5 separate regions of the Homo sapiens genome follow, and all the other regions are linked to region 1. A link is a loop called in an ENCODE intact Hi-C map of the cell type or tissue named here. Cell type or tissue: PC-3. All regions are shown on one strand.

Region 1 (5,000 bases):
CTCTGCTGTCATCACCATGGAAATGTACACTCTGGTGGAATAGATTTTTTTTTTCCTAAGACCTTTGTACTTAGATTCCAACCCTGCCCCAGGGTTTCTGAGGAAAAGTTCCTTTTGGAAAATTCCCACCCAGCCCCAGCTGACTAAAAGGGAGGAAGGATTTTTCCACAGGGTGCTCTGGGTTGGTGTGGGATTTAGAGCCCCCGGCAGCCACTTGTCTGAAGGAACAAGGAGCTGGGCTAGACAGAAAGGGAGTCCCAGGCAGGCTGGAGCTGAGGTCACCCGGGAGGGCAGGAGCTGAGGTCACCCAGGAGGGCAGGAGCTGAGGTCAGCCGGGTGGTGCTTCCCCTTGGACCCCACTGCCCCTCCTTGGCATGGATACGGGTGGAGTTTTCACTCTCTGACTTGCTCTTCTAGAACTCAACACTTTGGTTTCATCTGAATCCTAATTATCCAATATATTAAATCAAGTGATAAGATAAACATTTTTCCACCTCTTTCTATCCCTAAGCCTCTGGTGACTTCTTTTTTTCCCTTTTGATAAGTATTTAAATGTTTTTAAAAATTAAAATATAATTCGCCCAATTCACTAAATATGAAATTCATCATTTTAAAGTGCACAATTCAGTGATATTTAGTGTAGTCACTATTTCCTGTGACTTCCTGTCCTGGTGGCATTTCCCATGAGACAGAGAGAAAGGGGGCTGGGGCTGGAAGTTTCCCTGACATGTTCCCCGGGTATGCCAAGGCTTCGGTCCTAAAGGTCTATTCCAGCTCATTGGCACCACCACACCCCTCTCTGGAATTTCTGGGAAAATCCTGTCCATGAAACTGGAAACCAACCATTCATGGGGCAGCTGGGTTCTTAAGTAAAGTTTTCCATGTGACAGAGCCTCTCTCATCAGCGGCACTAGGCTCAAAGTTTCCCTCATAGGCCTGTGGGGGGTTAGAGATCCCTGACCCCACACTGAAGCCAAACCCTCAGGGTGATCAAACCAGGTGAGCTCCAGGTCAGGGCCCCAGAGGAGAGAGAAGAGTCCTGGGATGCTGCTAGAGCCATCACATCCTTTAGCTCAATTCCCTCCTCCTGAAGATGAGGGAATAGAGACCCAGAGACTCCAAAGATGCCCACTCCAGTGACGGCAGAACCAAGACCAGCACCCTGCCCTTCAAATCCTGGGCCATGCATTCTCTACCAGGTGACTCAGTCAACAGCAACCAGTGATTAGACACCCTCTACCCTTCATTGGGCCAGATGGGGGGCACCTGGACATGGACACACAGCCGAGAGGGTGTATTGAGGCAGCCCTGCCCAGTGGAGCCTAACATAACCGGGAGAAGGAAGAGAGCTCCAGAGAGAAACCCCTCAGTGAGGCTGGCTGCCTGGCTGGCAGCTGCCCAGATAGTCCTGTGTGTATCCCAGTCTCATATGAAGGATTCTCTTTCCCTTCACATTTCTATCTTTTTATTTACTTATTTATTTTTGAGATGAAGTCTTACTCTGTCACCCAGGCTGGAGTGCAGTGGCACAATCTAGGCTCACTGCAACCTCTGCCTCCCGGGTTCAAGCGATTCTGCTCCCTCACCCTCCTGTGTAGCTGGGATTACAGGTGCAAGCCACCATGCCCGACTATTTTTCGTATTTTTTTGTAGAGACAGGGTTTCACTATGTTGGCCAGGCTGGTCTTAAACTCCTGACCTCAGGTGATCCACCCGCCTCGACCTCTCAAAGTGCTGGAATTACAGGTGTGAGCCACCACGCCCGGCCCAACATTTCTATCTCTTTTAAACACGACTTTTCTTCCTCCTGTCCATTGCCTCCGCTCTCTTTTTTACAGAGTGGGTAAATGAGACTTCTTGCACCTCACTTACTGGCTTCTCACTTAGAACTCACCTAAGGCACCTGTTAAAAGTACAAACTCCCAGTCACCAGCCCCAGAGATTCTGATTAGGGCTGAGGTTGGCCCAGGAATCTGCACCTTTGACAAGTTCTCCAGCTGGTTCTGATGCAGGCAGTATAAGAATGGCATTTTCAAAACATTTCCTTGTGTCACCGACTAAATAATTCCATATTTATTGTTTTCCCTCTAGAGAGGATTCATAGCTGCTGCTCCATCCTCATTCTCTGGCTTGCCACCCTTCCTAGCACAGCTGTTTGATGTTTCCTTCTGGTTTAGCCGGCCCCATTAACCCTACGCTCTAATGATCCTACATCAGGTTGAGGCTCCATAACTCTAAGGATAATAATGTTAATGAAAAACCAGCAGCCAAGCTCTCACTCACAGACACACCACTTGGGGGAGTCATTGCTCCACTTTTCTTCTCTGGTCCAGTTGACTGGAGTTCTGTAGCTCCTACTTTTGTGTTGATGGTTTCGGGGGAATTTTGTTTTGATCTGCTTTTCATCCTCTGTTAGAATCTTCAGTTCAGATAGACAGTGACACAATGGGCAGCGGGTAGCCTGGGAAAGGGGGTGGGTTTCTTTCACCCTCACCACAGGCCTGAGGAACGTGAGACCCAGCGCGATCTCTCCATATCCCACATTCTTTTGGCTACAATTGCATCTCTGTACATTCACTGATCAAACACCAATAACAAAGCAGATTTGTGAGCGATTCTATCTTGGACAACTCAAGGGCACTTAGGCCTCTTCCTACAGTCAGGAAGGAAAATACTGAGCCCTGACTGCTAAGCCGTGGACAGAGTGGTTCACTTCTACAGCCAAGGGCAGGGCAGATTAAAAAATAAATGAGAAGAAGGAAAATGAAGTACTTTCTAATGAATGGACAAACATAGTCCCATTCACAGTTGAAATCAATGGGGCAAAACTAGATGACATTTGAGCAAGCCAGATTGAAGGTCCCAGAAGCCCTCATCTCCTTCAGTTTCCTGAGGACACCTCCCACCCCCTCACAGCTGCAGATCTCTGCGGTTGTTCCAGAAGCCACTGGAGGGTGTGGCTGAAGCCACGTGGGATGTACAATGTAGATGATGCCCTCCCTGTCTTCATCCTCTCTGTGTTTAATGAGGGTGCGGGCAGGATGGGGTTCCAGGTTGGTTAAGGTGAAAATAGAACTTAAAGGGCTAAATTTTGGAATTACATCAAGTCATTTGGGAACAATTAAAAGCAGGTAGGACATGGCAAGGCAGGAAGAAGCCATGTCTCAGTAAAACAATGGGAAGTGAGATGGAAAATTGTTGAATGAGAGGCCGACTCTGGCAGGGGTGGAGAAAGCCCTGATACTGGTCATCTATTTGGGTGGGCATCTATTTTCTTATTTCAGTGCCCATAGGGGTCTTTTGCCTTACTGTTCTTCCACAAGCCTCCCATACACTCAACTCAACCGGCCACTGGACCCTGCTATGGGCAGCATCTGAGACCACTGAGATCACTTCCTTTCCTGAGATCCACCCACTTTATTTGCATCTCTTTCCTCTGCTTTATGATAACCCTACTCTCAGGACACCAGATCTGCCTAAACAAGACAAAAGGGGAAAAATCCAACTAACCAACAACCCATAGGGGTGACGTGTAGCTAAGCGACTAGTTTATCTGATTTGCTTGATGCTCAACTGTGGATGTCAAAGTCATTTAACTGCAGTTCGAAAGGGGTTGTGCTGTGTGGCCTCTCCATGGCCACTCATGAGCCAGGTGTTTGCCTCCACTGTTAGCTGTTGCCCCAGTCTAGATGTGCTGGCTTCCTGTGGCCCCAGCCCCTGTGTGTGGGCATGAGGTTCACATCCCTTCATTTACACACCCACTTAGCAAATATTTACTCTATGCCTGCTCTGTGCTCAGCCACCCTCTAGGCACTGGAGGTCACAGTTGTGGGTGTGACAAGGAGGTCTTTGCTCTCATGGAGTTGATGTTCTAGTGAAGAGAGACAAGTGATAAACAAATAAACAAATAAATCAGATGGCGATGAAAGTTGGGGTGGAAGTAAAGAAATGCAAAGTGACCCAGTGTATCTGGGGGCTTAGTTTAGAGTGGGAGGGATCTTCAAGAACCATGCAAGTCTTCCCTAATTGCATCCTTTTCCAGATCAACTGCATGGGGTCCTACAGGAGAAGACCAAGAGACAGAGACAGAGACCAGGGAAAATGACCGATACCATTCCTTCTCAGGGATGCTACACACCCATGGGGCAGAGGATAAGAGGTTCCTGAAGGCATCACCCCTCTGGCCATGGCTGGTGTGCAGACAAAGCTGGAGATTTGGAGTAGCCTGTTGTCCCACTGACTCTTAGACTGCCCCAGCTAAGAAGAACCAACTCCTCCTATTACAGATGAAATAAACAAAGCTACTCAAGCTCTCTGGCATCGCCCTGACGGTCATCATGTGCTTCACATTTCCCTCCTGCCCCCCCTGATTTTCTGGAAAAGGGAGAAAGTGTGTGAAAAAAAATGGACAATAACTTCTGTTAACTTTGTAGATGTCTGGTTCCTCCATATGAGGCTGTGCTTGAATCAATTTTGGAGAGAGGGTTTCTAAAGTCTCTCTAGATTCTATTAATTTTGATAGAGACAATAAAAGGCAGCAGGACCAACTCTGTGTGGTGGGAGATCTAGCAACCATTATAGTCACAATAGCCACCACTTACTGAACACCCACCATGTGACAAAGAACAAATGTGCATGAATTATGTCACATTTTTCACAAGCACCCCTTGAGTTGGGAGTTCACTCATGAGGCAACTGAGGTTCAGGGAGATGAAGTAACTCACCCTGTAGGTAGGAGGGCTGAGATCTGGACGTAGATCTTTCCTCCAAAGCTTTGTCTTTTTTTTTCTACTATAGCACACCAAAGAGAGTTCTAGAAAAAATGAGAATAAGAAATTTACCTGTAATCCTTGCTCAAGAAACTGAAGCTCTGAGGCCACATTGTTCCAGCCTTTTGCAGCTCCTGCATGTGGATACCAGCACCAGCAGCTCCCCGACCAGGGGCCCCAGCTAAGCCCTCCCAGAGGATGATCTTGGCTTTGTACATGGGGTGTCAATAT
Region 2 (5,000 bases), 430 kb after region 1:
TTAGAAAAACAAACACCTCTTTAAATCACTGCAAATTAAAAATATATATTAATAACTTGCTGCCAAGTTAAATCCTGTTTTCAACCTCTGAAATTTTAAATTCTAGTATCATATTCTCAGATCAAAAACTTTTCTTCTTTCAACTCTCTCCCACCCTCATTTCCATTATAACTTTAATGCTGTAATCCCTTCATTTTCTCCTGGTAGAAAAAGTCCCTCTTAGGATCCTCAGCATGGATTGCATGGTTGATTCCCTGAGCTACTCTTTGACCATAAACCTCAACTCCCTTGAATACTTTTCTTTCACTATAATTGTCCTAAAACTCATGTAACATTGAGTCAATTCTACAACTCATCATTTGACAGGAAAACAAAAGAACATATTGTTCGCTGATACCAAAACTAGACAAAGTGAAACAATAAAAAAGAAAACTACAGGCCAATATCCCTGATGAATATAAATGCAAAAATCCTTGACAAAGTGCTAGCAAATAGAATTTGACAACACATTAAAAATATCATTCACTGTGATCAAGTGGGATTCATCCCAGGGATGAAAAGATGGTTCAACATATGCAAATCAATAAATGCGATACATCACATCAACAGAATAAAGGACAAAAATCATATGATCATTTCAACAGATGCCAGAAAAAGTTCTTGATAAAATTCAATATCCCTTCATGATCAAAACTCTCAAGAAACTGGGTATAGAAGGAACATAACTCATCATGATAAAGGCCATCTATGACAGGCCCACAGCTAATATACTGAATGGGGAAAAATTGAAAGCCTTACACTAAGTTCTGGAATAAGATAAGGATGCCCACTTTCACCACTTTTATTCAACATAGTACTGGAATCCTAGCCAGAGCAATTAGGTAAGATAAAGAAAGAAACGGCATCCAAGATAGAAAGGAAGAAATCAAATTATCCTTGTTTGCAGATGACATGATCTTATATTTAGAAAATCCTAAAGACTCCACCCCAAAACTCTTAGGACTGGTAAATGAATTTAGTACAGTTGCAGGATACAAAATCCACATACAAAAATCAGGCCAGGTGCGGTGGCCCATGCCTGTAATCCCAGCACTTTGGGAGCCTGAGGCGGGCAAATCACTTGAGACCAGGCGTTAGAGACCAACCTGGCCAACATAGTGAAACCCTGTCTTTAATAAAAGTACAAAAATTATCCGGGCTTGGTGGCGGGTGCCTATAATCTCAGCTACTCAGGAGGCTGAGGCGGGAGGATCACTTGAGCCTGGGAGGCAGAAGTTGCAGTGAGCTGAGATTGCATCACTGCATTCCAGCCTAGGCAACAGCGTCAGACCCTGTATCAAAAAAACAAACAAACAAAACAAAAATCCAGTAGCATTTCTAGATGCGAACAGCAATCAATCCACCAAAGAAATCAAGAAAAAAAATCCAATTTACAATAAGAAAAACCTACGAATAAATTTAATCAAAGTAAAAGACATCTACAAGGAAAATTATAAAACACTGATGAAAGAAATTGAAGACACACACACAAAATGGAAAGATATGCACACTCCTGGATTGAAATAATAATTAATATTATTGAAATGTCTATAGTACCAAAAGCAACCTACAGATTCAATGCAATCCCTATCAAAATACCAATGACATTCTTCACAGAAATAGAAAAAAGAATCCTAAAATTCAAATGGAATCACAAACGACCCAGAATAGTTAAAGCAATCCTGAGCAAAAACAAGAAAGCTGAAGGCATCACACTACTTTGATTTCAAATTGTACTACAAAGCTATGGTAACCCAAACAGCATGGTATTGGCATAAAAAACAGACACATAGACCAATGGAACAGAATAGAGAACCCAGAAATAAACTCACACACTTAACAGCCAATTCATTTTGACAAAGGCACCAAGAACACACATTGGGGAAAGGGCAGTTTCTTTAATAAATGGTACTGGAAAAACTGGCTATCTGTATGCCAAAGAATGAAACTAGATGCTCATTTTTTAACTTATTAAAAAAGTCAACTGAAAATGGATTAAAGATTTAAACATAAGACCTAAAAACTATGAAATTACTAGAAAAAAGCATTGGGGAAATGCTACAGGACATTGATATGGGCAAAGATTTTTGGGTAAGACCTCAAAAGCACAGGCAACAAAAGCAAAAATAAACAAATGGGATTACGCCAAGCCAAAAAAGCTTCTACAAAGCAAAGGAAACAATCAACAAAGTGAAGAGACAACATATATAATGAAACAAATTATTTTCAAAGTATATACCTGGCAAGGGATGAATAACCAGAATATGTAAGGGACTCAAACAACTCAATAGCAAAAACAAAAAACAAAAAACGAAAACAAAAAAAACAACAAATAATCTGACTATAAAAATAGGCAAAAGACCTGAATAGACATTTCTCAAAAGAAGACATACAAATGGCCAACAGGTATATGAAAAAAATGCTTAACATCACTAATCATTAGGGAACTGCAAATAAAAACCACAAGGGGGCATCATCTCACACCAGTGAGAATGACTATTATAAAAAAGACAAATGCTGGTGAGGATGTGGAGAAGGAAGAATGCTCATACATTGTTGGTGGGAATGTAAATTAGTATAACCATTATGGAAAACAGCATGCAGTTTCCTCAAAAACTAAAAATAGTACTACTATATGAGCCAGCAATCTCACTGCTGGGTATATCCAAGAGAGAGGAAATCAGTATATCAAAGAGACATCTGCACTCCCATGTTTGTTGCAGCACTATTCACCATAGCCAAAATAGGGAACCAGCCTAAATATCCACCAATTCATGAATGGTGGAAGAAAATGTGGTAGATATACACAATGGAATATTATTCACCCATAAAAAGAATAAAATCCTGGTGGGGCACAGTGGCTCATGCCTGTAATCCCAGCGCTTCAGGAGGCCGAGGTGGGTGGATCACGAGGTCAGGAGTTCAAGACCAGCCCGGCCAACATGCTGAAACCCTGTCTCTACTAAAAATACAAAAATTAGCTGGGCATGGTGGCACGTGCCTGTAATCCTAGCTACTCAGGAGGCTAAGGCAGGAGAATTGCTTGAACCGGGACCCAGGAGGAGGAGGTTGCAGTGAGCCGAGATTGCGCCACTGCACTCCAGCCTGGGCTACAGAGTGAGACTGCATCTCAAAAACAAACAAAAAGAATAAAATCCTGTCATTCGAGCAACATGGATGGAACTGAAGGTCATCATATTAAGTGAAATAAGCTAGCACAGAAAGACAAATATCACACATTCTCACTCAAATGTGGGACCTGAACAGGGAATTTCATGGAGGCTGAATGGTGATTACTAGAGGCTGAGAAATAAAAAGGGGTGGGGGGGGGAGGGGAAAGTTAGTTAATGGGCACAAAAATACACTTAGAAGAAATAAGTTCTAGTATTTGACAGTACCACACGGTAATTATACTTAACAATAATTTATTGTATACTTCACAATAGATGGAAGAGAATTGTGATGTTCTCAACATAAAGAAAAGATAAATGTTTGAGGTGATGGATATCCCAGTTACCCTGATTTGATCATTATACATTGTATACATTTATCAAAATATCACATGTACCCCCAAAATACGTACAGCTATAATATATTAATTTAAAAAGACAAAAATGTATAGATTGTTGCCACTAAAACGTTCTGGATTTTAATTTCAAAAGAAGCTTGCGGTACCACTTGTCAATCCTTTCCCTGGTGCTTGGCTACCTCCTTCCCTTTCTCAGCAATTTTTCCAAATTCGCGCTGTTCTCCTCAGGCCCTTTGTCCTACCTGCTCCCTGTTAGTCCTCAACAAACACTTCAAAAGAATCTCAACACTGACTTTCTCCAGTCCCACCTCCTATTAACTCTTCAGTGTGCCACAATCTGACTCTGCCCTCACCTTTTTATTCAAAACTTTTCTGGTAATAGCCATCAATGATACTGTAATTGCCAAATCTACTGGCTGCTCTTCAGTCCTCATCTCATGCAGGCTCTCTGCTATCTCTGAATTCACTGGCCCTTTACTTCTTGAAATCATCTTCTTTTGGCTTATATGGCATACTCTTCTGGGTGTTGTTTTCTCTCTCTGGCATTTCTTCCATAGTTTCCTTCACTGAATCCCCTTCCTTTAGTCCATCCATAATGCCGGTGTTTCTGGGGACTTTTTCCTCTAGTGGTATTCCTTACTTGCCAATATGTTCTGAGTGAGCTCATCCCTTTTCATTGTTTACACTATTATCCATGAAATGATGGCTCCTAAACCTTATTTGATTAATGATTTGCAAGATACTGCTACCTGTATATCCCATAGGCATCTCAAATGCAATGTGTTCAAAACTAAACTCATTATCTTTCTTTAGCATCTGTTCTCTATCCTGAATTCTCTTTTTATAGGTGATACATCAATCTGGGAATCCCAGCTGCAAACGTGAGTGTAATTTTTGACTCTCTCTAGCAAAGAAAAATTTGTACCAATTTTATTTACAAATATTTTCTTAATATTTATTTTTTCTTTTCTGTTATCTACTGCCACTTTCTTGGTTTGGACCCCATCTCTTCCATGGACTACTGCAATAGTTACCTGACTGGTGTCTCTGCTTCTTACCTGGCCCCCTTTTATCTAATTAAATATGAGTCAGATAAGTTATTTACCCAAAACACAAATTTGACTATGTTAATTTCTTGTATAAATAACATCAGTGTTTCCCAAGGCTTATATGATCAAGTCTAAGCTCCTTAGCAAAGCTTTCCAAGATTTTTTATTTCTGTCCAACCCTCCAGATTTTCTCCATCTCTTACCACTTTCTTTTTTCTCTTCAGCGTATCCCCTCTCCAACCCTGGGCCGTTTGATTTACCACCTGTCTAAAGCAAATTTCCTAAACATATCATGCTGTCTCATGATTCTACACCTTTGATGGCTCTTACTCCTCTTTCAAAACTATTCATGCCTTCTCTGGCTCAGAAAGTCTTTTCTGATT
Region 3 (5,000 bases), 390 kb after region 1:
AGGAAGGAGAAGTGCTGATCGAAGGGGGAAGAGCTCCTTATAAAACCATCAGATTTCATGAGAACTCACTATCACGAGAAAAACATGGGGGAAACTGCCCCCGTGATTCAATTACCTCCACCTGGTCTCTCCCTTGACATGTACAGATTATGGGGATTACAATTCAAGATGAGATTTGGGTGGGGACACAAAGCCTAACTATATCACAGCCTTGAGGCCTCTCAAAGAGGGTGCTTCTAGAAGTTCACTTTGCATGCAGGCCACACATTTCCTGTATAGTTGCTTTTTTTCCTAAAAATTTCCAATTGCCTTTCCTTTCTCTTGTACTACTTGAGTTTTTCACATCTTAGGTTCTTTTTCAACCTCTCCATCATACTACCTATTTTCTTGAGTCTTTTCCCACCCAGAGAACTTTCTCCAGAACAGCTGTATCTCATTATCCCAATTTGGACTGGTTCCTCTCTAAGCCTGCTTCATGGTTACCTTTTCACTGTTCTGAGCTGGATCAAGTCTCTTTTAGACACGACGTTTTCTGATTTTTGTGGTTTATTTACTCGCTTTGCTTAAATGCATTCTCAAAAAGTTCCCTAGAAAGAAGAGCATGAAAAGTCAACTTTCCAAGTCTTTATAAATCTGAAGATGCCCTTATTGCACCCTCAAAATTGGCCGATACACTGTTTGGATGTCTAATTCTAGGTTGAAATCATTCTACCTTGGAGCTGAGAAAGAATGCTTCATTATTTCTTAGCACTTAGTGCTATTGATCATAAGTCTGATACCAGCTGACTTTTTTTTATGCCCCTCTCTCTGGAGCTTTTATAAGTTTACTTTTGGCATTCTGAAAATTCATGAGGCTGTGTTTTAGGTGAGGCTATTTCTTCATTCACTGAACTGGGCACCCAACAGGCTCTTAATATGAAGACTTGGGCCCTTCCTGAGTTCTAGAAAAGCATTTTTACTAGTTCTTCAGTAATTTCCCCTCCCCTTCATTCTCTGTTCTCTTTTCCTCGGACTCCAATTGGATCTTGGGCCTCTAAGTATAGGCAAGATCATGTTTCTAAAAAGGTTCTTAGAGGGAGGGAGTTCCTGGGAGTGTTATGTGGGGTGGTGCAGAAGGTGCTAACAGGTGGGTTTCTCTTTAGGATGAGCAGGTGGGATGCCAACTGTCAGGCTGGGACCTCTCCCTCCAGTGCTAAAATGAATGTTTTATTCTGGTCCTCTGACATCCACACCAGAAGTCTTGACTTTCCCTAAATATTTCCTAGGATGGCTCTTTCAAGAACAACTTCTGGATACCAACATTTTGGAGGGGTGAAGAAAATAGTCCTGTAGGATATATATTTTTATGTCTAGAAAATTTTCATTAGTCTCTATTTTCGGTTTCTCTTGGCACTCTGACATTTTTTTTTTGAACTGCTGATTATGAACATGGAACTTCTCCAAGGTCCTCGTTGCACATTCCAGACTGAGGGTTTCCTTTTCCCCAACTACTTTATCCATTAACAATGTTCCATCTTCTTCCTATCATCCAGAAAGTTGCTGTCATTTATTTATTGGTAAATCCTCCTATTCTTTCTCAGTTGTGGATTTATTCCTTTTTGTTTCTCTGTGAAAGTACAGTAATGAGTCTGCCATCTTATACCCTACACATTACCTAAACCTTACAAGCTTTGTTAAAAATATTATAGCTAATTGAGGACATTTAAAAATAACTTTCAATGCATGGCATTAATCTTTGCCCAGTGGTCAGGAAGGGGCAGAATATTGCTTATTTGTTACCTATGCAGGCACATGGTGAGGAGGAAGCTGTTGGTGCTGTCCACTCTCCTAAACAGAATAATTTTCTAATTGCTTTCATCTCCAGTAACCAGTACAGAAGAGACATGCTGGGGCTCTAATGTGCTGACCCCTAAAAGTACAGAATTTTTTGAGTCCCCAGGTCCAGTCTGAGAGGCCCAGCTGCTTCTGCAGGCAGAAAGGTGGCCACCGCACTCCCTTCACCAGTGAGGCCCCCCAGCTCAGGACTGAGCTAGTTCCTGTTGGCTTCACTGCTGTGAGGGTGATAATGAATGGTGGCAGTAAGAGGTGTCAGATGGCTCTGAGCCTGGCAGGGGAAATAGCTCCTGCACCTTGATGTGGTGTGGAGAGGTGCCAATCAGTCCCATTAGCAGCAGGAAGATGGTGGCAGGGGCAACAGTTTGTGTGTGATGGTGATGACAGCAGCAACAGTAAGAACAGGCTTGCAGCTGTTCAGACATGAGAGAAGCAGCCACTGGACAGTGACATCAGCGACAACTGCAGGAGAAACTGTTGACAGACTTAGGGCAATACACACTGAATGCTTTAGTGTAATATATTGAAAATCACTTTCAATATGGAGGATGTTGCTTTCTAGGTAATGTAGTTATAAGAAAAAACTTCAGTATGCGTTAAGATGCCTATGACAAGAGGCCTCTTTCTCATATCAAGGTCAAGGAACTTATAAAAAGCCTTTGTCAACATCTCTGAATCACTGATTGCTAATTTCAGCTTTCAAGAAATTAATTTGTTTCTAGAAAGGCTAGTATTTCCAGAAGGGCTGTACTCTTTGTTGTCATCAGGTGGCAACAAAGAGTCATGATTTACAATCTCAGATGCTTGGGGTTAATAGGGAGATCAGACATTTAGTATTTTAAACCAGGACTTTACAAACTCACTGCTTATTAAAATAACCACAACTGAGAGAGATTCAGCAACAAATGAAAACTTACAAAAAAAACTTTGTTGCAAACAAAATAATTCTGTATGCTTCTTTAGCTCTTCTTAACTTCATGGGTTTATAATGGAGTCTTAGATTCACTTGCATAGAAGTTTCCTTCTCTTCTTTGGATGCATCCATTCTAACTTTGGAATTGCTATTTCTTCAGTAGCTTATGGCAGCATAGTTCCTTTTCTAGCATAAGCAAGTCTTCTTCCAGCTGGATGGAGGTGTCAGATTCTGAACTAGTAATACTTGTCTCTACCCTCCCAAGTGTAATCTACTCCTCCTCTACCTGGAAGCTCCTTAGTCCTAGTTAGCTCCACAATCAACTCTTAATAACAACAGTGATGATAGTAATGACACTAAAATCACCAAGACTACCAAAACCATTTCCTTACTTCCAGGCAGGGTTATAAACCTTGCGTCTGTCTTTCCATAACCCATAAAAATGTTTCCCCTTTTAGAGAAACAGAGAGAACAAAAACAAAACAAAACCAAAAACTCTCTGCTATTCCCTACCACTGCTCTCAGTTTTTGCTCTTATTTTCTTCTTCAAAAAACAGCTTTATTGAGATATAATTCACATACCATACAAATCACCAATTTAAAGTGTAAAATTCAATGGCTTTTAATCTATTTACAGATATATACAACCAGGACCATAATGAATTTCAGAACATTTCTTCACCTCAAAAAGAAACCCTGTATCCTTTAGCTGTTATCCCCTTCCCCGCTATTCTCCATCAAGCCCTAAAGTGAACACTAATCTACTTCTGTCTCTATAGATTGCCCTATTCTGGTCCTTCATATGAATGAAATTGTAAAGTGTGTGGTTTCTTTTGACTGGCTTCTCTCATTTAGCACAATGTTTTTGAGGTTTACCCGTGTTGTATGTTGTAGGAGATCAGTCAGGGTGGTGGCAAAAGTTATAAAAGTTATAGGGAAAGATGCAAAACTTCTTGGAAGGCCAGGAGGTTTTGCAAAAGCTTCAAAAGAAAATTTGGCTGAAGGCAGCCAAATTCTCTTATTGGGAGCCTGACAGCAAAGGGTCGATAACAAAGGACTGTAAAGAGACTTATCTAGATAAATTTGTTTACTCTCTCCAGAAACCAACCTTTGATCAGTCGTGTGCAGGACTGCTCTCTACTCGGGGCGGGGGGGTGAGCTGGGGGGGCAGAGGGGGGGTGCGGGTCAACAAGGTTTATTACCCACAAAGTGTATTTGCTCCAAGCCTTTGTCATTAAATCTGTACGAAATAAATGCAAGTGTCTCCACCTTATGGGGGCTGCTGTGGCTGCACTGCACTCTCATCAGCGGTGCTAAGCTGTGGGGTCCTCTAGCCGCATTGTTAGGCAAAATACCTGTGCCAGTGAACTTCTTCCATCTGTCGCTTGGCCAGAGTCTGCAGGACAGACTTGGCAGCATGTAGCACGTATCAGTACTTCAAGTCCACTATGGCCACATAATATTCTGCTGCATGGATATACCACATTTTGTTTATCCACTCATCATTGATGGACATATGAGTTGTTTCTACCTTTTGGCTATTATGAATACTACCTACTGCTATAAACATTTGTATGTAAGTCTCTGTGTGGACACATGCTTTTCATTTCTCTTGGGTATATACCTAGGAGGGCATCTTACGAGGTTTTAACCTCCTTTCTTACCTTAATGCTTTCCCTCTCTTAATTCTTATCACAAAGTTCTGCTCCCATTACTGAGGTCTACTGTGCTATACTGTGTAAAAATAGGAATCATATTTTTATCTTTGTAGCTCCAGGAATGACTAGCTCTCACATTTATTCAATAAATATTTGATGTATGAATGGAATGACTGACCCCTTGCCAATCTGTTATAACCTCAAGCAAGTGACTTCTTTAGGAAACGTTCCAGATATTGAAACAGTTTAAATCATATGCTTGTACATGGCTATTCTCATTTTAGAAAGCAGTGGAGAGAAGCTCCCAATAGTGGATGGTTCCAAAGATATGTAAGAGCCTAAGAAAAGGCTACTTTAAAAGGGCCACCAGCCAGGCATGGTGGCTCATGCCTGTAATCCCAACCCTTTGGGAGGCTGACACTGGAGGACTGCTTGAGAATAGGAGTTTAAGACCAGCCTAGGCAACATGGTGAGACCCTGTCTCTTCAAAAATTTTAAAAAATTAGCTGAGAGTGATTGTGTCTGCCTGTGGTCCCAGGTACTCAGGAGGCTGAAGTGGGAGGATCACTTGAGCCCAGGAGGTGGAGGCTGCAGTG
Region 4 (5,000 bases), 52 kb after region 1:
CCCGTATCTCCTCTGCCCACCTGGAGGTCACCTGCAGCTTGGCCGACATTTCCCATAGAGGGTGATGGTAGTCACCTCCAGCACCTGTTTCCCTCTGCCCCATACCAGGTTTCCTCTGGCCCCATACTGGGATCCATTCCTGGGACAACTAGAAGTGCCAGGGAGTTAAAGCCCCAAGAGCGACCTTCAAGCCAATAAGAGATGGAGTTGGAATGAAAACCTCAGCTTCCTCATACCTCAGTGGGACAATCCTGAGATGTGTTCCTCAAGTCTCTCCAAGGACCTGATGGGACTGAGTCCTGGTTGCTCATGGTAATAATCCTCATATCCACTCACCCTTCCTTGGCTTTCCCACCTCCCATCTCACTCTCCCACTTGCTTCTCATCCTTCCTGGAATCACCTCTCCCCACTCCTGCCCATTCCCCAGCCCCAGTAAACTACTCGGACCTAATTCCTCACTCAAGGTTTGCTTTTGAGGGAGCTGAACCCAAGACTGCATGTTTTCTCAAAGCAATAACAACTCGTTGGTACCCCACCATGTCACCTACCACCCTAAATCAATTTCCCCCAAGTCCCTACAGAGAAACCTCTGCTTGAGTCACACTATTTCCCTAGGTGTTTCCTGATGCACACCTCCATGTCTTTCATAACAGTCCCTGGAAAATTTCCTAGTCTCTTTTCCTGCCTAAATCCTTCAAGACTCATGACGCCAGTCCTTGACATTTCTGACAAAGTGATCTGCCAACATTGTAGACTCCTGATGGAGGCGTATCATCTACTTTTCCTCATGGCCATTTTCTCTGTTTAATTGCCTCATTAAATACAAATGAGAGCCAATGTTCTTATCAGAAGACGCAAAAATAAAATTCACCCTTGAGTTAACCTGATGACCAATGACTTCTCATATACCTCAAATGACAAATGTTAGTAACAAAAACACCTGCACAGATATAGCATGATTGAAACAAGGAGGACCATGGGGCGGGGAGGGCGCATGATTCTCTTGGATGAAGCAGTGGTGCGTTCTTATTTTCTATCTTAATGAAAAATTGCAAATTCTACACTCTTGTAGAACAAATAGCATTGTGACTTATGCTTCACAATTTATGTAATTGATTTCTTGGGTTTCTGACAGTTCTATCATGTTTCCAATAAATATATTTTCCCTCCCTAGGAAGTTGGTCATACAATGTTGGGAGCGGGTGGTTAGGGGAGCCCTAATTATTTTCATTTCTTTCAATTCCAAGGCAATTACCCCCTAAATCATTTATTTGGCACTTATCAGAAGCCAACTTGCATTTTTAATTCCTTTTTCTTCCTACAAAAGCCCAGCTTCCCCAGGCAGGCATCTTGCCTTGTCCTTCTCCCAGGATCTGATAATTGCCAGTCATCTAAAAATAGAAAAATAATTTTTCCTTGATATTGATGAGAATGTTGACACCTTTCTGAAACACATTATAAAATTCTCTGCTTTCTTCCAGAGAGAAACCAGCAGGACTGGATGTCAGTGATTGCACCATGCAGGATTACAGATTGTGCTGAGTTTAGATTTTCTGCCTTCCTCCTCAGTTGTCAGGCTGCTAGCCAGCTCTTCTGCTCCCATGACACCTGCATCGAATGCCTGCCCTTTCCTTACTACAAGACCCTTTCCAGTTCCCAGATTAGAATCTGCCACAGGCTAGGAATCCCACATCCCAGTAGTGATTTGGCTCCAAGTGCAAAGGCACCTAGTGTCTGCCTTTTGTTCAGCAGCTTGGTGATGGACATATCCAGGACTCAGAGACCCCTTTCCCTCAGCTCTCTGAGTTGGAAGCTGTCAGGTGCAGAAGGGCAACATCTTACATACACAGGGTTTGGGCAGGTCTGGGCAGTGCCTGGTTAATGTTAAATAATGCAGATAAAGGAATTGTTGACATCTGAAAGTCAATATGAAAATTGTATGCACTGCTGTGACTCATGCAACTTCACTCCCAGCCCTGGTTCTCATGATTCCAGAAGTGGAAAAAATAAGGCAACTCTTTTCCTCACAATTCAAAAAAATACCTATTGAGCAACATCAGCTTGGCCCACACAAGACAATTTTTATCCCTTCCGTTAGTTAACTTTGCTTTGGCCAAAGGCCAGAAAAACCTCATTCTTTACAGGCAACCTCAGACCACCATCCTGGATCCACTTCAAAAACTAACTGCAGACCTGTGTCTTACTAGAGGTGATTTGGTAGCATTGAAGATCAAATCCCGATTTAAAAAATTAAAAAAAAAATGAACATAAAATGCATTTTTAACAATGTTTGCAGTGTTTTTCTTGTCTGCAAATTAATTATATAGGTTAATACAGGAAACTTCCCATTGCACACACACAAAAGAGCTCTGTCTAACTGAACAACCAATCTTGTTGGTAATACAAGATCTTGGGGAATTTGAGCTAGATCATCAGTGAGCACTGGAATTCTCTGTTTTAATGGATTCAGTCATCACAACACTTCATGCACACATCGCCTCCTGCAGTATCACAACCCCACCAGAAAATCTTGCTCTGGCTGAAAGAAAACTAAGAAGTAGCTTTGGTTTTACTTTGATGGAAAACTCTCAGGAAAGTTCTGTTTTCATGGATATTTACGTGTTTCACACGCCCAGTCAGAAACCACCTGAGAAGTTCACACAGTAGGTGTGCTGGTGGTGAGTATTGATGGAAAGTTTCTGCACCTGAGTTGAGTCAACAAATAAATGCTCCATGTCAACAATGGCCCAGCCCAGGAGAACCATTGAAAGCAATGATGAAACCAGCAATTCTTAGAGAAATACTCAACAGCTTTTTGGTAGCCTGAAAGACTAGGCAGACATAACAGATACTTGGTGAATTCAGTGTTGGGAAAGGGTTTTTTGGAGATCCCATGACTACAAGACTAACCACCAATGAAGTATGTGGTACCTCTGATACACTGTGAAGAAAGATGAGGTCATCGAGTGCTCATTAGGGCCAGAGCTTTTACCTACATGCATTTATTCTCACAACCACCCTACACTAGTTCTGGGGTTATTGTCGTTCCATAAATAAGTCTCAGAAGGATTAAAACCATCTGCCCAAGGTCACCCAGCAGGTAAGAAGCAGGACTGGCATTAGAACCCATGCCTTTCCTGCCGAAACTACATACACATTCTTAGGAAGATGCTGCTTTGGAAATGAAGCTTCTCGTAATACAAATTCCTCTCCAGGGGTGATATTCAAAATATTTAGCCACAGTATGACAGGGTATTGACCAATCAGAAGGGAAGCAGAAGTAAACAGTATGGACAACTATACCAGCCCTTTTCTACTGAATATCTATCTGCTCCTCCTCTTCAGCCCATCAATGTGATTTAGAACTGAGTGATTGTAAAGAAGTTCATGATGGTCATTGTTATCAAAATATTTTTTACTCCAATGAATATATATTTTTATTTTATTTTAGAGATGAGGTCTTGCTCTTTCACCCAGGTTGGAGTACAGTGGCACAATCATAGCTCACTGCAGCCTTGAACTCCTGGGCTCGAGTGATACTCCCACCTCAGCCTCCCAAGTAGCCGGGACATGTGCCATCACACCCATCTAGTTTTTTTTATGATAAAAGAAATTTATCTTCATGGTATAAAATTACAAAATATTTTAAAATGTAAAATAAAAGCTAGAATGTAATTCAAACACACACATACACACACACACACACACTTCCCCCATAGGTAAGATCGTGACTTTTTCATTTATATAATAAACATCTTGCCTTGTCTTTAAAAAAGTCTGATGACTCTATGTCAATGGCTACTTAGTATTTCATTTTAGGCATGTAATATCATTGATTTACTCTTCCTTTTCTTATTGCAAATTTTGAATATTCCCACATTTTTGTTTATATAAATAATGTTTTCATTAATATCTTTGTGCCTGAAGTTCTGTTTGCCTTTTCTCTTTAGGACAATTCCCAGAATGGTTACTAGTGAAAATGATCACAGACTCCAATACTGTTATAAACCTAGAAGCTGGCCTTTTTTGTCTCAGTTCACCTCCTCAATCAGGGACATTTTCCTTCCACACATTACAGTTACCACCAATACTAATAATTATCATAATCATCATTATGGTTATTACCTTCATGTGACATCTCACCTGGGACCTTGGTGACATCACATCACACCCATGCCAACACCTCCACTGATTTCCCCCACTGTCATTGAGATAAAGTTAAATCTCCTTCATGTGGTTTGCAAGGCTATGTGTGAGCTTGCCTCATCTTACTGACTCTGCCTCATAGTTTGCTATTCTGCCCTTGAACTTCATGGCCTAGCAACATCACACAACTTTGTTGGCATTGCGTAATGAGTATTCAGGATGGTCTCCAGGACTTTGTACATGCAGTTTCCCCTGCCTGGACTGATTTCTTTTGGCAAGTATGACCACTGCACTGCACCCATCCTAAGAGTGGGCCACCTTCCCCTCCTAATGCCCCCATAGCATTCTGGAATGCCCACCTTAACATTCATCACACTGTAGTGTAATTGGCAGTCTTTCCCCCAGGTACTAAGCTCCTTGAGGGCAGGAACTGTGTCACCCTAACTATATCCTCCATGCCTTTTGCAGGTCTGGCATATGGTACACAAGGAATGCATGTCTGTTGAGTGAACAGAACACAATCTATGTTTACAGTATGTTTCTGCTGCTCAGGTCTGCATGAACCACAGAAGAGCTGAGGTATTGTGGGTCTCTGAGGAGCTGTCATTTTCTTGAAAAAATTTTCCTGATTAGAAAGCAATAGACCTCAGCAAAAATGGCAAGAAAGCCAAAGCCAAATGCTTAAGGCTCTGGTTAGCAGCAGGAAAACATGGAGAGAGGAAGGAAATGCATCCCTCATAAAGCAGTTAAGTTCAAACAGTAGATCTAAACACTAACTTCAGGTAGGGAATTCCCATTGCCAGGGATCAGCATTGCAAGAAGAAGTGAATTCTTTCTGCTTTTAAGGGCCCAG
Region 5 (5,000 bases), 280 kb after region 1:
GATGTCCATTCCTTAAAATGACTTTTTAATTAAATATTTGAGTCCAATACAACAACACTAATCACAAAACCCAGGGTGATCGTTTCCAGATTTGTCAGCACATTAGAGCCACCTGATGGTCTCTTTAAAAGTCCAGGCCAGGCGTGGTGGCTTACACCTGTAATCCTAGCACTTTGGGAGGCTGAGGCAGGTGGATCATTTGAGTCCAGGAGTTCAAGACCAGCCTGGGCTACATGGTGAAACCCCGCCTCTACAAAAAATACCAAAAAAGTTAGCCAGGTGTTTTGGCACGTGCCTGTAGTCCCAGCTACTCAGGCTGAGGTGAGAGGACCACTTGAGCCCAGGAGTCGGAGGTTGCGGTGAGAGTGAGACAAGATTGCGCCACTGCACTCCAGCCTGGGCGACAGGATCACTTGAGCCCAGGAGGCTGAAGTTGTGGTGAGACAAGAATGCGCAACTGCACTCCAACTTGTCTCTGAAAATAAGAAGCCCAAAGCCCACACCTTACCTTGGACCACTTAAATCAGAATCTCTTGCAGTGGGATTTGGGTATCAGTAGGTCTGAAAACTCCCTCAGGTGATTCCAATGTGCAGAAGAGTGTGGGAACCACTTCTCTCTGACCTTGCTACTTAAGTATGACCGATGGACCAGTGGCATGACATCATCAGGAAGGTTTTTAGCAATCACAGGCTCAGGCCCCACCCCAGACCTAATGGGTCAGAATTCCCTTTTCACAAGAACCACAGGTGATTTGGGCATGCATTTAAGCAACAGACTCACTGCTCTAGGGCATAGCAAACTATTCCATCCACCACTGTCCACAGGTAGTTTATTTCTGCTTCAGAAATGCAAAAGCAAGTGCGGAGAAGCAAGAATGGAGATCTGAAAGCATTATTTTCTTAAAAAGTAAAGTTAGATAAATAAAAGGGCAAAGTTTGAGCCTAGGACATTTTTACAGATTATTCAGATATAAAATTTTTCAGATAAGTTATTCCGCTATATGTCCCATAACATCATGCTGTACATCTGAAATATACACAATAAAATGCATTTCTTTAAATAAATAAAATGTACCAAGTAATATTTTTAAAAAATTGTTCCACTATAACAACAAAAAAAGGGCAATAATAACTACTATTCAAATGAGGGAAAGAGGAGACCAGAGGAAAGTTCGTTGGTTTGAACACTAGGTTTGAACAAAGCTTCCAGAAAGCCTATCCACTGACAGACCAGCTCCCTTTTCCAAAATAAAGTATACACAAAGCCTTCTTTTTTATTTCATTTCAGACACTTACATTGCTTACCTCTGTATCTTATTCTCTCTGAATTCTCTATTTGAGTGCTATTTTGCTTATTTAATGCACTTTTGCAAACCCCTTAATGTGTAATTAAGGTATTCATAAAGTCTACCTTGAGGTTTTTGGGTGGCTTGAAATTGAAGAACGTAGTCAAATTATTTTGAGAAGCATTAAGTTCTAGGAGATAAGGCATACAACTCACACAAGATAAATCTACGGAGGGAAACAGATACAGAATAAGGTAAGCCAATAAAATAACAAGACAAAGGCATTAAAAACAGTGTACATGACATCAGAATATTTTAAAATTATAACAGTTGCAAAGACATCTTAATTATTCCATATGAGTGAAAGGAATAAAATCAGGAGTATGTGAAATATACAAAAAAAAGGTAGAAAACTCTCGGAGTCAATAATTTAATCCTCTTCCCCAGGGGTGGCCAATCCTTGTATGCCCTATTTTGGGGGCAGCCAAGTAACCAATCCCTGCGGCCTCTTCCGCATGCCCGCTCACTCTGCCACTAACAATGAAATGCTACAAAACTTGCCAGCATTTGAGAAAAGGATGAAAAGCAAAAGCCTTAGATAATCCTCTTGATAATTAGCCCCTAAATAACTAAATTAGATCTTTTCATAAAGAGTGGAAATGCCACAATTAGGAAACTCTCTTTGTTGTAAATTAAATTTTGTTTCAGTTGGACTTACCACTAGATCGCATTAACTATTTGAAGTGATTTAACTCATTGCTGTTATTTGATTTTTGACTCCAGATTGGATCAAACGTACATCCGAGTTTTGCATTTTATCCCAAGCACACACTTTGAATCTTGAACACTAAGTAAAGAACTACTGTGCTAATAAAGGATAGTGCTAATGAAATTACATATAAAAGATAAAAGATATGAACTATTGTTTTACCTTTCTCTATGACTTTACAGCAGACACAGAGGTAGGGGAATGAATTAGGGAAGGAATCAGGAAGGGTCACACAGTAAGGGTTATGGCCCTGTCTCTACTAGTAAGTCCTTTCTCTGCCTAAAAATGGCAACAATGCTAGCATTTCCCTCTCTCTCCTCGTTCTAGATTCTAGATCATAGTATGCGCTATTACAACCTCCTGGGGATGGCCTCTAGTGGGAGAATGGAGCCTCCTCACCCGAAGCCAAGCGAAGTGCTTCTACCTTTCTCCAAGTGGCACAGACACATGCAGACCTGGGGAAGGAAGCCAGCCTGGAGTAGTTGGGGCCCTGCCCTGAGGTGGGTAGGACATGCTATGTAAGGGGCCTCCTGGTATCTTCCCTTCTCAATAGTCACTGAAGCCAGAAAATTCCCCCCAATTTCTATGTTATTTTTCTGGACGAAACCATGCCCTTCCTTACTAAATGTAAATAGTTCCAGGAGAGACAGTACTTTGAGACATTAACACTTTGTTGGAAATGAATCAGCAAATCAAGGAAGAACTCTTCGAGGAAACCTAAGGAGAAACTGTAATTGCTTTCCAAGTGGTATCGATTTGTCCATGCTGAGCTCAGCTACATGTCTGTCAGCAGTGGTCTCAACTCTACTAACTTCACGGGACCACCAGACTCTCCTGAAAGATGATCTTTCTGTGGGCAGGTAAATGGAGATCCTTCTTGAAGCAGAAGCAGCAGCTAGTACTTAGCTAGAGACAAAGAGATGGTGAGTGCATTTCACACACTGTAGATAGCCAGTGTTTTCATATCAAGACAGAAAAAAGTCCTTGGTCTGGGTTGCTGGACATTGAACTTGAGCTGGCCTGTGGTCCCTATCAGTGCAGTGACCTCCTTGCCCACCAGAGGGCAGGAGCTCCTCGTGTCTCCATCACTGGTTTTCGGCATGTGGTCCCGGACCAGCAGCATCAGCCTCATCCAGGAGCTTATTCGAAATGCAAATTTCCAGGCCCCGCCCCAAACCTACCGAATCAGAAACCCTGAGAGTGGGGCCCAGAAATCTGTGTTATCAGGGCTTCCAGGTGATTCGGATGCAGTCTGAAGTTTGGCCTGCACCAGGAGACCAGTGAGACTGTCATCACAAAAAGAAACATATGCGGTACTTTACACACAGGAGGCTTTCAAACAGTTGACGAACTAATGAAATGTGCCATCCAAGGTTAGTGAGGACTGATCGGGCTGAAGAGAAAGGCTTGGAGCGTAACTGTGGGCTCCCTGCTCCTGTTGTCAGCAGTGAGCATTGGCAAGGCCCCCACCACTCCGCGATTTCCTACCCAGCAAATGGAAACAACCGCGGAGGTATGGAGTAGGCCAAGTGCTCCTGCCAGAGACACTAGAAAAGGCCTTCTGATGAGATGACCATCTAAGATTTGCTTTAAAATAACCCTGGGGAAGCTGGGCAGGGAGGTATATAGATGGGCTGATCACTGTTGAACCCAAATATTCATTCCAATATTCTATTTGTGCTTTGTAATTTTCCATAATAAAGCTTTAGAAAACTAGAAAAAAGTTAATTGAAAGTCTTTCAAAAACAGTAGTATTTTAAGAATGAAAATGGGCTAGAATATTTCTTAATCGTTAAAAAGTGGACTTTATTAGGGTCCTAGAAGGGGAAAAAAACCCCAGAATCAAACAGAGAAGACATATCAGCAACATTTATTTGTCATAAAAAAGGCAGGCAAAAGAAGCAAGCAGAAAGATTATCAGTGAAGAAAGCAGGTCAGAAGTAATGATTTGCTCACTTCCCTAGAAATCTAAAGAAAAACATTATACACTGTCAACTTCAAATAAGATCAGAAAATTATAAACAAGGATCAAGCTTTGAAGAAAATTTGACAATGGTAGGACTAATTTCATTAAATGTGAACAAGGTGTCATAACAAATACCTTATATAAAACTACAAATTGTGGAGTTAGAGTTGAAAGAATCAACTAAATAAAGACAGCAAAAAAGAATGAAAAATATGTATTTGTGAATCCCTGGTGCTCAATAATAAGGGTAAAAGAGCTAACAGATTTAAAATGCAAAATGTAGGCCCGGGCACAGTGGCTCACACCTGTAATCCCAGCACTTTGGGAGGCTGATGCGGGCAGATCACTTGAAGTCAGGAGTTCCAGACCATCCTGGCCAACATGACGAAACCCTATCTCTACTAGAAATACAAAAAATTAGCCAGTCGTGGTGGTGCGTGCCTGTAGTCCCAGCTACTCCAGAGGCTGAGGCAGGATAATCACTTGAACCCAGGAGGCGGAGGTTGCAGTGAGTTGTGATCATGCCACTGCACTCCAGCCTGGGCAACAGAGTGAGACTCCATCTCAAAAAAAATGTTTTTTTAATTTTAAAAATAAGATTTTCAAAATGCAGAATAAAGAGTGTAATAAAATATAAATGCAAAAGCAAAATAAAGAAAAGAATCTGTTAAAGAAAAAAAAGACTAATTCATCTGCACTGAGTAACAGAGGAAAAGAAAAGAAATCATTAAATATTCAGGGAGTATTGAAGAAGTAATGATCGATCTCTTAAAAGGAAAAAATAAAGCCAACATTCCATCTCCTAGTCTTAAATATCATTGACTGCATCTCAGCCACATCATCATATTGCAGATCTGTGCCTTTTTCTCTCTCAGCAGTTATCGGTGCCTTTTTTACATGGAAAGCAAAGGATCAATATGTAAATTGATACACAAATTAGTGATATCAAGTCTGGCATTATTAAACCATATTACATACT

Evidence for each region. Peaks named below come from ENCODE experiments on the same cell type or tissue, not always from the same donor. Only the 100,000 strongest peaks of a DNase experiment are listed, where the experiment ranks them.
Region 2: it touches region 1 in a loop (13-fold over the local background); 3 of 110 quality-filtered maps call a loop at or near these places.
Region 3: it touches region 1 in a loop (8-fold over the local background); 2 of 110 quality-filtered maps call a loop at or near these places.
Region 4: a loop joins it to region 1, with 6 times the contacts of the local background. A loop is called at or near these places in 5 of 110 quality-filtered maps.
Region 5: it touches region 1 in a loop (16-fold over the local background); 14 of 110 quality-filtered maps call a loop at or near these places.

The regions. Positions count from the first base shown.
Region 1 is chr7:134,418,017-134,423,016 of GRCh38, reverse strand. It overlaps LINC03060 (long intergenic non-protein coding RNA 3060), which reads left to right. Exons shown (of 3, transcript NR_183392.1): 2 at 4,043-5,000. Among named protein-coding and RNA genes, the nearest start is that of LINC03060, 12 kb to the left of the region's middle. In PC-3, a CTCF peak has its summit at 2,291; DNase peaks (open chromatin) are centred at 786 and 2,306; H3K27ac peaks cover 1,795 bases.
Region 2 is chr7:133,988,639-133,993,638 of GRCh38, reverse strand. The region is part of intron 14 of EXOC4 (exocyst complex component 4); the gene reads right to left. Among named protein-coding and RNA genes, the nearest start is that of LRGUK, 140 kb to the left of the region's middle. In PC-3, a CTCF peak has its summit at 2,517 (motif pointing right); no DNase peak of the experiment used is centred here.
Region 3 is chr7:134,029,593-134,034,592 of GRCh38, reverse strand. All of the region lies in intron 17 of EXOC4 (exocyst complex component 4), which reads right to left. Among named protein-coding and RNA genes, the nearest start is that of LRGUK, 95 kb to the left of the region's middle. RefSeq lists a silencer at 191-391. In PC-3, a CTCF peak has its summit at 2,582; no DNase peak of the experiment used is centred here; H3K27ac peaks cover 1,117 bases.
Region 4 is chr7:134,366,027-134,371,026 of GRCh38, reverse strand. LOC105375518 (a long non-coding RNA gene) reads right to left here and starts at 4,257. Exons shown (of 3, transcript XR_928001.3): 1 at 4,145-4,257. LOC105375517 (a long non-coding RNA gene) reads left to right here. Exons shown (of 4, transcript XR_928000.4): 3 at 109-312; 4 at 1,483-2,290. RefSeq lists an enhancer at 4,351-5,000. In PC-3, no CTCF peak of the experiment used is centred here; a DNase peak (open chromatin) is centred at 2,056; H3K4me3 peaks cover 728 bases; H3K27ac peaks cover 3,850 bases.
Region 5 is chr7:134,139,574-134,144,573 of GRCh38, reverse strand. LRGUK (leucine rich repeats and guanylate kinase domain containing) reads right to left here. Exons shown (of 20, transcript NM_144648.3): 4 at 1,412-1,512. Among named protein-coding and RNA genes, the nearest start is that of LRGUK, 15 kb to the right of the region's middle. RefSeq lists a silencer at 3,161-3,230. In PC-3, a CTCF peak has its summit at 3,103 (motif pointing right); a DNase peak (open chromatin) is centred at 3,133.